4 separate regions of the Homo sapiens genome follow, and regions 1, 3 and 4 are each linked to region 2. Evidence: chromatin contacts called from ENCODE Hi-C or POLR2A ChIA-PET data. All regions are on one chromosome and are shown on one strand. Each heading gives the region's core, a stretch centred on a gene start or an enhancer-like site at or near the end of the contact. The rest is flanking DNA. Distances are from core to core; before and after follow the strand shown. Region 1 overlaps NUAK1 (NUAK family kinase 1). Region 2 holds the start of CASC18 (cancer susceptibility 18). Region 3 has its middle 170 kb from the start of NUAK1. Region 4 overlaps LOC105369957 (a long non-coding RNA gene).

Region 1 (3,513 bases), core at 27-2,526, 390 kb after region 2:
GCCAAACATTAATACTTGATGGTCCTCAGAGAGCCTGGTTTCCTTAACTCAGAGTTCTGCCAGTTGATTGGGCCATTTCAATCCTCCTATTGGCATCCAGAAGAACTCATATGGAGCCAGTTTGGGAAACACTGGATGAATGAGATGATACCCGAGGGATAAAACTGGCCCCTCATTCTCTCAGGCAGGGCCAGTGAGCAATCTGGTCAGAGAACTGTCCGAGCAGCCAGGCCTGGCTCTGGGACACCATCCCCCAGTCCCCCATAGGAAGAAGCCCAAGTCTCACGGTCAAGGCCCTGTCACCTTAAATTAATTGAGAGCAAAGAAGATTTCTAGATTTCAAGCCTCAGTGTTTCATCAAGGAGGCCAGAGCTGTTACAGATGAAGCTTCTTGAAGCCTTTCTTAATAACAGCAAAATTTGCTGTAGGCTTACCATGTGCAGGCACCATGCTAATAATCATTCTGCATGAATTACATCATAAGGATTCGGTACTATGAGGATCCCCATTTTACAGATGAGAACACCTGGGGCGACAAGGTGAATAATAATTCCCATAACTACAAAGAGTACGAGGCATAGCCAGCACTGGGCCCAGCAGTCTGACTGCTACCCCCAAGCTCTCAGCCATTCCATTACTACTCATATATATCAACCCCTCTGACCCTCCGCCTCCTCATCAGTCCAATGAGACTAGTAATTTCCTCACAGGTCTATCGCCCTCAGCACGGTGCCCCGGCCAGTGCTCAACGAATGGAAGCTGTGCTCATAATTACTTCATCAGCCACTTAGGCAGCTCTAGCAAAACAAAACCCTAAGACTTTCCTCTCCCTGCTGGCATCGCTCTTTAAAACATGTTGTGGCTGCCACAGAATCACAGGATTTTCGAGCAGGAAAGGACCTTAGAGATTGGGTGTTATTTTTCCAGAATAGTCCAGGATTTATAATGTATAAGAGCAAGGCCTTGGGAATTAATACTGAAGAATGAGCAGCTTCCACACCCTTGGCCCAACGCTCCTTTGCCCGTGCTTAAGGTCACTATCTACAAGGTGACAGGGATACTCTTGGCCATTCTTCTAGCAAAAAAAGGCTGCTTCCCTTGGGCACTTTTACAACTGGTTATTTATAAGCCCAGAAATCTTGTCTGTGTTTATGTTATTAGTCACTAAGCAAAAGCTTATTTTCCACCAGTTGGGAAGGGTTTCCTTTCTGAAAAATGAAAGCCTGTGTCTCTTGGCCAGACAGTTTTACCCAGAGGCCCGGTGGCTCCAGAATGGTAAGGAAAACTATGGCCCTTGACATGCCAGGCCTACCAGGAAAATTAAATCCCTGAATAGAAACTTAGCTCAGCCTGAGTCAGCCCACAGCACTGGGGCCATGGCCAGGTGGTGTACAGCCTGGTTTTTAGCACAGCAGAAAGCACCTACTATGCAGATGGCACTGGGGATACCGAAAGAAGACTTTTCCCAGTTTGGAGGGGAAGGAAAGGCAGGCCAGGTAGAAGGGTCAGCATGAGGAAGGGAACAGAGCAGAAACAGAACCGCCAGCAGCTGGCAGGGCCAGGGACTAGGAGGAGAGAAAGAAGACGGCGATGAATAAAACACAAGACCTTGAAAGCCCACAAGGAGCTGCAGGTGAGTCACACAGGCAACCAAACATCGCCGAGAACAATCCAAGAGACAGGAGCAAGGCACAGGACAGCATCCAGGATCCTGGACCTGTGAAATTGTCTGGGGCTCAATTTTTTCCAGGAGACTTCCCAGACAGGGATCTCTCCTTCCCTAGAAAGCTTGTAATAAGAATAGTTAATATTTATTGAACAGTTACTACATGTCATGGATTAAAACATTTATTCCTCACAATAATCTTATGAGATAGGGATCCATATTATCCCTACTTTATAAATAGGGAACCAAGCCGGGGATGGTGGCTCACACCTGAAATCTCAGCACTTTGGAAGGCCGAGATGGGAGGATTGCTTGAGGCTGGGAGTTTGAGACCAACCTGGTCAACATAGCGAGACCTCATCTCTAAAACAAAAAATAAAATAAATAAATAAATAGGGCACCAGCACTCACATCAAGAAACAATATTGCCAGCCCCCTGCAAGCACCCCTGCCATGCCCTCTTTCTGTCATTAATCATCTCCCCAAAGATACAGATACACCAATACCATGAATATGAGGAATATGAACCAAAATCGTAGATGAGTTTTGAAGTTCTAAAAACTGGAGTCATAGCCGGGCGTGGTGGCTCATGCCTGTAATCCCAGCACTTTGGGAGGCCGAGGCGGGTGGATCATGAGGTCAGGAGACCGAGACCAGCCTGGTCAACATGGTGAAACCCCGTCTCTACTAAATATACAAAAAATTAGCTGGGCGTGGTAGTGGGCACCTGTAATCCCAGCTACTCAGGAGGTTGAGGGACAAGAATCGCTTGAACCCAGGAGAAGGAGGTTGCAGTGAGCCAGCCTGGTGACAGAGCGAGACTCTGTCTCAAAAAAAAAAAATGGAATCACGTAGTATACCTTCTTTTGTCATTAATTCAACATGTTTGTGAGAATAATCTACGTTGCTCAATGTCGTCAAAGATTGTTCATTCTCATTGCTCTAGAGTACTCCATTATGTGAATGTATCGTGTGGTTTATTTATCCATTCTACTGTTGATAGACATTTGGGCTGTTTCCAGTTGAGGGTTGTTATGAATAGTATTACTGTGGATATCCTTGTGCATGTCTTTTGATGCACATCTGTACGCATTTTTGTTGGGTAGATACCCAGCAAGATTGGATGGCAGATTTGTGCAACTCAAAAGCGCATGTTCTCGCCATGACTCTCCACCCCCTTCCTCCATCATACAGTTCTGCTTTTTGCATTACATCCAGTAAAGGTTCTCCTTCATTAAATGGAGCCAAACTTACTGATTTTTCTGAAATGGCTTTATTATCAGCCGATTTGAGGCATTTATCTGGGCATTTTGGTACATGTTAAAGGGAATACAAAAGAGGAGAAGGCACAGTCATTAACCCCAAGGAGTTGCTTTCGAGTTGGAAATGACCAGTACTTAAAAAATAATTCAAGAGCTAACCTGTACAGTACAGACTTTAAGTACCTGGACAATCAGAAAGATCAGTGAGGTCAGCCAGAAGGGGCCTGAAAAGATTTCTAGAAAAAGCAGGCATGGAACTGAACCACCCAAAATGACCTGGGTTTTGCTTTTGAGATAGTTTCACCATTGTTTCAACATATCCTAAAATACCCGAACTCTCCTTTTTCTTTGACTATTCCACTGGCAGGCCTTCCTTCTTCCCAGACACCAACTTAAATTATTTTTCTTGTTTGCTGTTTATTTTCCATTTCAAAGGATAGTAGGGATTGGTTGCTATAGCAACAGCTACTTCTCCACATTAATCCTGAATTTCATCAGATGTTCGGTTTGACAGTCCCGTTCTGCCCTCTGATCATCTGGTTTTCACAACCAGGCTAATGACCCAGCTCCCAGAGACTGCCTCCT
Region 2 (3,585 bases), core at 626-3,125:
GATGTAGACTCCTGAGCCAAGCCCTGTACCTACTGGGTCAGAAGCTCTCGACATGAGGCCTGAGAAGCTTTATTTTAACAGGTATGAAAGCCACTGAGTGTTGAGACTGTCTACCCTGTTCACTGCTGTATTCCCTGCACCTAGCAGAATGTCTGAGGAGCTCAGTAAATCCTGGGTGATTAAATGGACGAACAGATGAATCAATAACATGACTCTGACAAATAGGGCAGAGTAGGAGTTCTGATTTCTGCTCTTTCTTACATATGCCTTAGGCTGCAAGTTGCCTTCTCCTCTCTTCTTTTTCCTTTTAACGCTGTCCTTAGGGTCGTCATCACCTGATTTTACTGCAGAGACTTGGTGAGGCAGAAAAAGGTGAACCCCGGGCTTTTCCCTGCCTGAGAAGTCCCAACCTGTGAGCTAGATTTATATACAGCAGTGGATTGAGCAGTGCTTCTCAATCCTGGCTGCACTTTAGAATGACCTGAGGCTTGGCCCGCACCCTAGACAAATTAAATCAGAATAACTGGAATGGAGGTCCAGGTATTGAAATTTTTCAAAAGCTCCCAAGTGATTCTGTTTCATAGTGAAGTTGAGAACCACTGGCAAACCATAATATGGATACCTCTAAAAATCTTAGTGTTGAGTGCAAAAGGTGGTAAACGATTTATAGCACGTTACTACTTAAGGATATTAAACTTTAATATACACACAAAACCAAGTTCTGTGTTTTTTGGAGATAATCTAAGGACATATAAGAAATCCCAGGAAGGAAGACAGGAGAGGGAAATGGGAGGAAACAGGAGCGAGAATAGAGAATAAATGGGGAAATATAAAATAAAACAAGACAGCGAGATTACACAGACCTTAAAGACTAAAAAGCGTGGCTCCCAAACATCAAATCACCATAGTTAGTATGAACAGGGCAGTCATGTGTACTAGACACAGTGTAATTGGTTTACACACCTTATGTCTGTTAATCTTCATAACAACTCTGAGGTAGGTGTTACTATTTAGAGTCATTTTATAGAGGAGGAAACTAAGGCTTAACCAAGATCATACAACTAGTAAGTGACAGATTTGGGTATAAGCCCTGTCTACCTGGATGGAGTCCAGGCTCTGTTTGCTCCATTCATCACCTCTTTGAGTCCTCTCGAGCACCTGCTGGAAAGAAAATGTCCTCCTCCCCAAGCCCACGTCTCTGCTAGGCAGCTCAGGAACCACCAGCACATACTTCATCCCAGCCCTTGCCAAAGATGGGAATGAGAATGACCATCCAATGTTCTGTGCCCAATGCAGAAGAAAACCTACACATACAACCTTCCTGACCTGGAAACATCCAAAATCAGCCTCAGTTTCCTAATGAGCCTTTCCCTGCCTGAAAAGTCCCAACCCGTGAGCTAGATTTATATACAGCAGTGGATTGAGCAGTGCTTCCCAATCCTGGCTGAAGACGAGCAATGTTTGTTGGGTTCAAGGAATAGAAAAAAGCCTCGCATGGCTGGAATAGAAGAGGAAGATGGTGGGTGCTGCAGCAGAGAAGGCAGGGGCTCAGAGCTCTTCACTTCCCACCAGACATTCCTTTTCCCTTGGGGATGGACTGAGCATGTGGAAGATTTTCCATGCAACTTCATATCCACTGTTCACAACACCTGCCTCTGAGGACGTGATCTTCCTACCAATCTCAGGACCTTTCAAAATTAATTATAATAAAAATGTATTTATTGAGGCAGGCATAAATATTAGTCTCCATTTTCTTCAGAGAAAACAGAAGCATACAGCGGTAGCTTGAACAAAATTTCCCAACCAGAAAGGGATGAGGGAGGAGAGACCGGAAGTACAAGCTCCTCTTATCTGAGTTGCCGCCGTCTAGAGGTGAGCTGATTTTCTGACAGCCCCTTCTCCTCTCCTCACTGGATATCCAGTTTCCAGGTAGGTCCTTCCAGGTAGGCGCCCCCCTGACCTCAATGCGTGCTCCAGCTCTGGGGTGCATTCACAGGGGTAGGACATAGAAGGTAAACTCTGACCAGCTGCATGTGCAGCTACCTCTGCAGAAAAAATCAAGAGGCGCTGGAAGCCCTTCTCCCTTTGCTTAACAACATCTCCCCTGCTGCCCCACAGCAGTATCTGAAGTTCCCCTGTTGGCTTATGGAAATAAAGGCTTTTGTTAAAATATAAATCTGTAATCTGACGGGATGTGAAAAGATTAAGGGACGGGCTGCCCAAACTTTACTGTGCTTGACACTCAACTTATAAGTGTATTGGAAATGCAGATCTTAGGTTCTTATACCACAGATTCTGATTCAACAGGCACCAAATGGGGCCCAGGTAGCTGCAATTCCAACAAACACTTCAGGTGTTTCTGATGCTCGTGTTCTCTGAATCTCGTTTTGAGAAACACTGTGTGACTATGAACTCTTCAATTAGTTAATGAGACTTGGCCCAGAGGTCAATTTTGTCTATAATGAAGCAGAGAGGAGAAAGACACAGCTGCTCCCCCTCTGACTTGGTCTTTCTCTGTCCCGTTCAAAGCTGTGTTCATAGCTCAGGGCTTTAAGAGAGAGTGTTCAGAGCCCTAACTCAGAAGGACCGCCTGGAGACCTGCCAGGGTTTTGCCTAGACACACGTCACACCTTTACAGGGGTGGCGAAGGCTTGTGCTATCTCAAGACCTCACGCAGTACTTCTCAGTTTAATGGGCCCACTCAAGAGGTAAACGTGGAAAAAGAAAAGTTATATGCACACACACCCACACCCACACCCACACCCACACACACACACACACAGAGCAATAAAACAGGAGCAATTTATTCATAAGATTCTAAGTCATGAATTGTCTCTACTTACAAAATATTAGCCTATAAATTATGATTCTGCCAAGCTTCATTTTGAACAAACCCACAATCTCAGAAACATCAGCAGTTCAACTGCAGAGAGAGATGATGAGGTGGCTTGAGAAGAGTGACAGAAATGTCTCTGGATGGGATTCTGGACCTTCTGGGAGGAGGCTTCTTTGAAGGCCACCTGGCGATCGCGTGGTTTCTGATTCTCCCCGTAGTGATCGTGCCTTCCCAGGTACTGAATGGATCTCTTTGAGCTCTTTGCGTGGCCGATGTGTGAACTTTTGGCATGGCCAGTGTGTTCAGTGGGAGTGCTGGGGTTTACAATTGGAGGAAGGATACCGACTCCCTTTATGGCTGGAGCTTCTTGGGATTCCTAAGTGTCACCTTGGTCCACAAGTAGCTGTTAAAAATTAGAAAAAAGTCAGCTGTTTGTCTTCTCATTCTTCTACAGGGCTCCCAGAGATTAAGACAGCCGAGCCTTCCTCTCCCTGAAGGGCCCATCTCTTTCTGAAATTTAAATAATTTGGGCATTTAAAAAAATGTACAATTAAATTATTATTGACTACAGTCCTCGTTTTGTGCTATCAAATACTAGGCGTTATTCATCCGGAAAAGTGATACTTTGAATTGTGGTGATACAGTGTTTCAACAGATCCTTATATCCTTCCAAAGTCTTGAATGCTATTACAACAGGGCGTCACATGAGGGCGCTCTAGAGAATCCGCAAGAGCAAATTCCGTAGTAAA
Region 3 (3,332 bases), core at 5-2,504, 260 kb after region 2:
ATCTCTATTAAGACTGTATAGCAAGCCAAGAGCTGTTTCTCAAAAGGAGAGCAGTTATCTGTGGGTAATAACAATGCCTTGCTCTAAAACCCTAAAGGCCTGTGTTGCAATTCACTTACAAAGGCCTTCCAAAGGCTCCAAACAGCATCCCTATCTGCCACTGACACTTCAAGGACCAATGGATCTACTGGATCGTATGGACCAAGCAGCACAGCAGCCTGCACAGTGGCCTGGACCTGTCGCAGAGCCTTCTCTTGTTCTGGGTCCCACTCAAAACTAGCAGCTTTGCAGGTCGCTCAGTAAATGGGCTGGAATAACACACTCAAATGAAGAATATGTTGCCTCCAAAACCCAAAGAGGTCCGCTATAAACTGGATCCCGCCAACTGTTTCACCTCCTCTCCTATTCCTACTCTTCTTTGCCCACTTTGCTGGAACCACAATGTCTCTTTGCTAACCCTCAAACTGGCAAACGTGCTCCAGACTCGGGGCCTTGTGCCTCTCTGTTCCCTCTGCTTGGCATGTTCTTTTCTCCAATATGCAAATGGATTAGTTCTTTGCTCAAATGTCATCCTCTTCCTGAAGCCATCACTAACAACCTGTGACACTTTCAACCCTGCCTTGCCTGACATTTCCAGTCTACCATCCCTGCTTTTATTTTTCTCCCCAGCACTTTATTAAATTACATTTAGAATTATACAGTTACATAAAGAATTATATAACGTGCTTATTTGGCTTACTGGCTATGTCCCCCCAAACAAAATGTAAGGTCCTGGAAGTCAGGATTATTGTCTATTTTGCTCACTTCTGCATTCACAGTGGGCAGTACCTGATAAGCATTTGGCACTCGATAAATATTACTTTAACAAATATACGCAGAATCCAAGCCCAGTGCAAAGGCCTATGGCACAAATTGAAAGCACAAATGCATTCAGGGACTAAGCAGTCACAAGAACACTGTAAGTGGCAGGAAGTGGGATGTACCAGAGACCCTGCCCACTGAATGCTCGCTCAGCTTCCGCTGACTGTTGTTGCAGAAGAATGTAGGCATAAGTGGACCACATCTTCACTTTTTTTCCGAAAGAAACAAGAAATATTTTAATGCAAAAATCTAAAGATTTTGTTACTGATGACTAGGTCTCTGGCCTAAGAAGTCAAAGAAAATGGCCTGGCCCTGCGTAACATGTGGCTGAGCCCAGTAATCCCTCCAGACCTGGACATCCTGTCCAAATGGTGGCCTTCAGAATAATATCTGAGCCCAAGCAAGCCCCACAGAGACCCCCCCAAGGCCAGCACCCTCATCCCAGAGGCATAGGACATTCTTCTCTAGGTTATGTGGGACCAACATTCCACAGATATCTCACTGGGAAGCCACAGAAACAGCAGTCCTAGGAACCAGATTCAACTTTCTAGTTTATTCCTCGCTCAGGATTTGGAGGCAAGGCAAAACACTTTGAACTTATAAAGCCTCCAGGGACCTCAGATCATTTGGATGAGGGCAAAGAGGGAGGAATCTTCAAGAAAACGATACAGAACTTCTACTAACGGGGATATGAACAATTGTTCACTGGAAGAATGCAGGAGATTTGATTACACTTGCGCTCTGAAAAGAAGTGGGTCATATCATTTATATAAATAAATATTTGGCACAGACTCTGAAGTTGTCTGACTCCACTTCTATTTTTGTAAAATGGGGATAATAATAGTACTTACCTCATAGCACTGTTATGATAATGAGATAAATGAATACATTTAAAGTGCTTAGAATAGTGCCTGACATATAGGAAGCACTTAATAAGTGTTGAGCATTATTTTTATTACTGTTATAATTCCATTCAAATAGCTTAATCTTCTATCTTGCTGCCTTTAACTTTATTCTCATAAACATCTGAAAATCTAGCTGCCAATACCCCTTATAAATGCAAAAATCCTCCACAAATACTAAAAAATCAAATACAGCAGTACAGAAAAAGGATGGTACAATCAAGTGGATTTTGTCCTGAAAATGCAAGGCTGGCTCAACAATAAAAAATCAATGTTATTTGCCATATTAACAGATTAAAGAAAAAAAATCATGTGATTATCTCAATACATTCAAATAAAGCATTTGAAACATTTAACATCATGATCAAAACTCTCAGTAAACTAAGAATAGAAGAGAACTTCCTTAACCTAATAAAGGGCATCTACAGGGAAAAAAAAAAAAAAAAACAGCTAACATTATATTCAATGGTGAAAGACTGAATTCTTAGCCTGTCAGATTGGGAGCAAAACAAGGGTGAAAATGTCTGCTCTAATCATTCCTTTTCCTCCTACTGGAAGTCCTAGCCAGTGCAATAAAGCAAAGAAAAAAACTGTGAGGCATATAGCAGAAATCAAACTTTCTCATCTCAAAGTATGTGATTATTCACATAGGAAACCCCAAGGAATCTGCAAAAATGCTACTGAAAATAAGGAGTGAGCTTAACAAATCTGAAGCGTACAAAGTTAATACTTAAAAAAATCAATCTTATTTCTGAATACTGGTAATAAACAACTAGGAATTGAAATTAAATAAACAGAACCCTATATAATAACACCAAAAATAATAAGATACTTAGGTATAAATCTAACAAAATATTGCAAGACCTATATGCTAAAAGCTAAAATACACTGATAAGAGAAAAAGAACTCTCAGTAAATGGAGAGATACGCTGCATTCATGGATTAGAACACTTGATCTTATTAATATGTCATTCTCCTCAAATTGATTCAACACACTAGAGATTAAAATCCTGGCAGGCTTTTTTGAGATGACAAAAAGCTGATTCTAAAAATCTTTATAGAAAGGCAAAGAAGCTAGAACAGACAAAATAATTTTAAATAAGAAGAACAAAGTAGGGGAGTCCACACTACCTGATTTTAAGACTTCCTATACAGCTACAATAATCAAGACATTGTGATCTTGATTGGCAAAAAGTGGTATTGGCAAAAAGTGTGACACATAAATCAATGGAACAGAATGAAGAATCCAGAAATAGACCCACCCAAATATGGTCAATTGATTTCTGGCAAAGGTGCAAAGGCTATTTAATAGAGAAAGGATAGTCCTTTCAAGAAATGGTGCTGGAAAAATTGGATGTTCATGTGCAAAAGAAAGTGGACTTCAACCTATATATATATATATCTCACACTTTATACAAAAATTAACTCAAAATGAGTTACATACCCAAGTGGAAAATGTAAAATAATAAAACCTTTAGAAGAAAATCTTTGTGACTTAAGATTAGGCAGAGTTCTTAGAAATGACACAAAAGCATGGTAAAATGGACTTACTTAATCAAAAGTAAAACT
Region 4 (3,183 bases), core at 453-2,952, 290 kb before region 2:
AGTTTCATCCTGAAGCCATCCTCTCTACCCACTCCACCCCTGTCTGTGGAGAAGTCTTCCGTGAAACTGGTCTCTGGTGGCCAAAAAGGTTGAGGATGCTGTCCTAGACCACTCAGTCCCGGCCAAAGGGTCCCAGACAAACCACACAGCAGACCCACTGGTTCATGGGAAATAAGTGTTTGTTGTCTTCAGCCACTAAGTTTTGGGAGTCATTTGTTACATAGCAAAAGCTTATTGATGAGTAGGCCAGCATGTTTGTTCAGAATGTTTTGGTATTTGGAAAACCTATTTTCTTCCCCCTCTCTAGGTTTCTAGATTTCCAATAAAATTCTAGCCAAATCCATGTTTGTTTTTTCAGATCCTTTCATAAAGCACCCTTTCAATTACCTTCTTCAGCTCAGAAAAGGGAATATAAGAGGCCTTTACTGTTCATATTTGCTAAAGAAAATACACGCTTTCAGAGCTGCCATTGTTACCGAACAGAAAACACAATCACCACTAGAAAAAACAAAGGACTGTTATTTGATCATAAATATTCTAAAGAGAGCAGTATGCTGGTTATTAGCTGAACAGAGTTTTGGAGGAGCATTTGAGGACCTGATGCAGTGAATTAAGTGGAAATGTGCTAAAAAGAAAAAGAAAAAGAAAAAGAAACCCAAAAGGAAACGCAAACCAAGCACCTTCTAGCTGCCTATTGGAAAAATATTTTCATAGCACATAGTTCTTGGCACCAAGCAGTGACTTGATAAATGTTTGTTGACTGAATAAATGAATACATGAATGGTAGGAATCTGTGCTACTGTGCTTGAAAAATGTGCTACCCTGCTGCCCTGGCTCTGGATCTTGGAGGGATCACATTGACATTAAAGTAGAGGAATTGGGCTCAGTAATCTTAAGATTTCTCTTCCCAAACTCCCTAGAACTTTGGTGAAATTCTAGGGTCTCTCCACTTCTGTAGGATACATCTCTCCCCTTTTTATGCCTCTGTTTTCTTTTCTGAAAATGAGAGTATTTTGAAAGCCTAGATTTTGGGATTCGCCACGGGGTAATGGGATGTGCCCGGGGACAGTGATCTGCATTTAATTCCTCACCAGGCCTCTCACCAGATGTTTGTGTGACGTTAGGCAAGTCACTCAAACTCTCTGTGCTTCAGCTTCCAAATCTAATGGGGCCAATAATATTACTTGCAGGGTAGTTGGGAGAATTCAAAATAATATATGCAAAGTGCCTGGTATGTGGGTGCTAAATAGCTGGAAGTTATGATTAATTTGTAACGGGTATGTTGCAGATTTATATAGAGTGAGGAGAATAAAATTTGCACTATTCTAATGGATCTTGTGATTCATCTAGTATTTCTGATCTTATTCACAATTGTCAAATATTGGGGAAAACTCCTCTGTGCCCATTCAGCCTCATGTCTTTATTTAGAATTCTGAACTCTTTCTTTCCAAGTATTTCCTCCTCCCAATGCCCATGGGGACAAGTCACATTTCTTGAGCTGCTAAATTGAATGGCAGCTGCCGCTTACTCCATATGTTTCTCATTCTAACATGTTGTCTCAAATATTTTTAGCTACTAAGCACACACTCTGGTCTGCTATGTTTTGCCTTATAATTTTTTTTTTGTGCACATTTTAGATGCCTGCTTTTGGGTTTTGCATTATTCTGTGGTTTCCTGCCCACTTGCTCCGCCCTTTAATTGCTCCACCAGCACTCAGTCTCCGCTGCCTGCCAAGGCTGGCTCCCCCTTTTCCTAATATCCCCGGCTCTCCCCAAGGGCCGTCCTTAATCCAAAGTGCTCTCCAATGCTTTGCAAAATTGAACCCCCTCTGTTTATCCTGCCCCCTCCCCTCAATGTCCGTGGCAGTTATCTCACTTGGGCTCCCATTTCCTGCTCTTATTCTTGGCTCCCTGCCAGTCATCACACATTCACATGAAATCCTGCCTCTCCTCACCGAAGGGAAAGGCTGTTTCCATTCATGGAAAGCTCATTTGCCACAAAGATGCTACACCCTTGCCACAGGCAGGGTGTTCTCGGGTTTCCTGACATGCCCAGGGCAAGGTTGGAGGGCTCTGGTCCCAACAGTTATTTACAGTGAAGGCAAGTCAGGTTAGAGAACAGTGTGGTCTTTGTGGTGCTGGGGAGAGAGCATGGGCTGTCAATTCTAACTGACCTGGATTTTGGTCCATGTACCATTTCTTAGCCTCAAGTCATTTATCTGTGAAATGAGAATCATCTTATTCCCTACCTCACAGCAGTATTGTGAGGCTCACGAACAGAAGACTCAACACAGAGCCTGGAGAATGACATTTGCTCCATAACGTATTCTATTTTCTCCCCCTTTCATTGATTGCTAAGGCTTCCAGATCAGCTAAAGTATCAACAAGAATGAAAATGACACTTCAAAGGATTTAAGTGAAGAGAGTGTCGTGAAGATTATTTGTAGAGATGTGGGATCAGATGAGAAACACCCTGGGACCAGAAACAGCAGAAGCCCTAATGCCTGCCAAAGGGCAAGACCAGGGTGAGCTCCTACCCACAGTATCTGGCGAGAGCTGGAGCCCTGAGACAGGGATGGGGCCTACTGGCACTTGGAAAGTGTACTGGGGTCTTAGTGAACTGATGTCATTTCCTCTTCTCTTCCCCAGGATTTGAGATTTCTAAAAACAACAACAACAACAACAACAACAACAACAAAACCCTATACAAATCTAAATTAGTTAAAAAAAAAAAAACTAAAGTGGTTGGATGGGAGCTATGGCTTAGGAAGAGAAACACAGCCCATCAAAGAGGGACTAGGGATTTAAATAACCCTCTCTTCTCTCTTCCTGTCCATGCCTTCTGTTGGGTGAAACTAGCAGCCAGAAGGCAAGGGGGCCTGGGTGGAGATGTCCAGTGGCATTAGCCTCCCAGGTACAGAGAGATGCAGAGAAAGATGCAAAATAGACCTGGAGTAGCTGAGAATCATCTTGTCATTTGTCACCTATTAGCCAGTTGCTTTGTCCAAGGCCTTGAGCCTCAGTTTTCTATAGAGTGGGCATCAAACTTGTCTACCTCTTGTCTGCCTCACAGGGCCATGGGGAACAGCCAGTGAAAGTGTTAAAATCATTCGCTTGCCATTTGACCCTCTTCTTCATCTGCATTATCTCACTTAATTCCTCAACAGCCGGGTAGGGTATAAGG

What was found. A loop is a pair of places that touch in the nucleus more often than their neighbours do. ChIA-PET counts read pairs that join two places held with the same protein, here RNA polymerase II (POLR2A). Pooled maps may share reads with other maps.
Region 1: a loop to region 2 is called in a pooled map, with 2.5 times the contacts of the local background. The contact joins the enhancer-like site here to the promoter of CASC18 in region 2. A Hi-C loop is called at or near these places in 1 of 168 maps with a recorded cell type or tissue (chondrocyte) and 2 of 50 pooled maps. POLR2A ChIA-PET finds 5 or more read pairs at or near these places in 2 of 52 experiments (AG04449 and IMR-90).
Region 3: a loop to region 2 is called in a map of ascending aorta, with 5 times the contacts of the local background. The contact joins the enhancer-like site here to the promoter of CASC18 in region 2. A Hi-C loop is called at or near these places in 2 of 168 maps with a recorded cell type or tissue (ascending aorta and psoas muscle) and 5 of 50 pooled maps.
Region 4: a map of dorsolateral prefrontal cortex shows a loop between it and region 2 (2.4-fold over the local background). The contact joins the enhancer-like site here to the promoter of CASC18 in region 2. A Hi-C loop is called at or near these places in 36 of 168 maps with a recorded cell type or tissue (A673, Caco-2, Calu3 and 24 more), 10 of 37 single-sample maps with no recorded cell type and 36 of 50 pooled maps. POLR2A ChIA-PET finds 5 or more read pairs at or near these places in 2 of 52 experiments (A673 and BJ).

Annotation. Positions count from the first base shown.
Region 1 is chr12:106,090,000-106,093,512 of GRCh38, forward strand. All of the region lies in intron 2 of NUAK1 (NUAK family kinase 1), which reads right to left. Among named protein-coding and RNA genes, the nearest start is that of NUAK1, 47 kb to the right of the region's middle. Within about 2 kb of position 1,277, at least 12 of the 41 ENCODE cell types and tissues checked have a DNase peak (open chromatin) inside an H3K27ac peak, as active enhancers do.
Region 2 is chr12:105,702,328-105,705,912 of GRCh38, forward strand. CASC18 (cancer susceptibility 18) reads left to right here and starts at 1,876. Exons shown (of 5, transcript NR_110109.1): 1 at 1,876-1,929. It overlaps LOC105369959 (a long non-coding RNA gene), which reads right to left. Exons shown (of 3, transcript XR_945309.3): 3 at 2,789-3,239.
Region 3 is chr12:105,965,897-105,969,228 of GRCh38, forward strand. No RefSeq gene overlaps it. Among named protein-coding and RNA genes, the nearest start is that of NUAK1, 170 kb to the right of the region's middle. Within about 2 kb of position 1,255, at least 2 of the 41 ENCODE cell types and tissues checked have a DNase peak (open chromatin) inside an H3K27ac peak, as active enhancers do; they include ascending aorta, where a contact is called at or near this core.
Region 4 is chr12:105,408,354-105,411,536 of GRCh38, forward strand. LOC105369957 (a long non-coding RNA gene) reads left to right here. Exons shown (of 3, transcript XR_945302.3): 3 at 2,359-3,183. Among named protein-coding and RNA genes, the nearest start is that of C12orf75, 79 kb to the left of the region's middle. Within about 2 kb of position 1,703, at least 5 of the 41 ENCODE cell types and tissues checked have a DNase peak (open chromatin) inside an H3K27ac peak, as active enhancers do; they include A673, ascending aorta and heart right ventricle, where a contact is called at or near this core.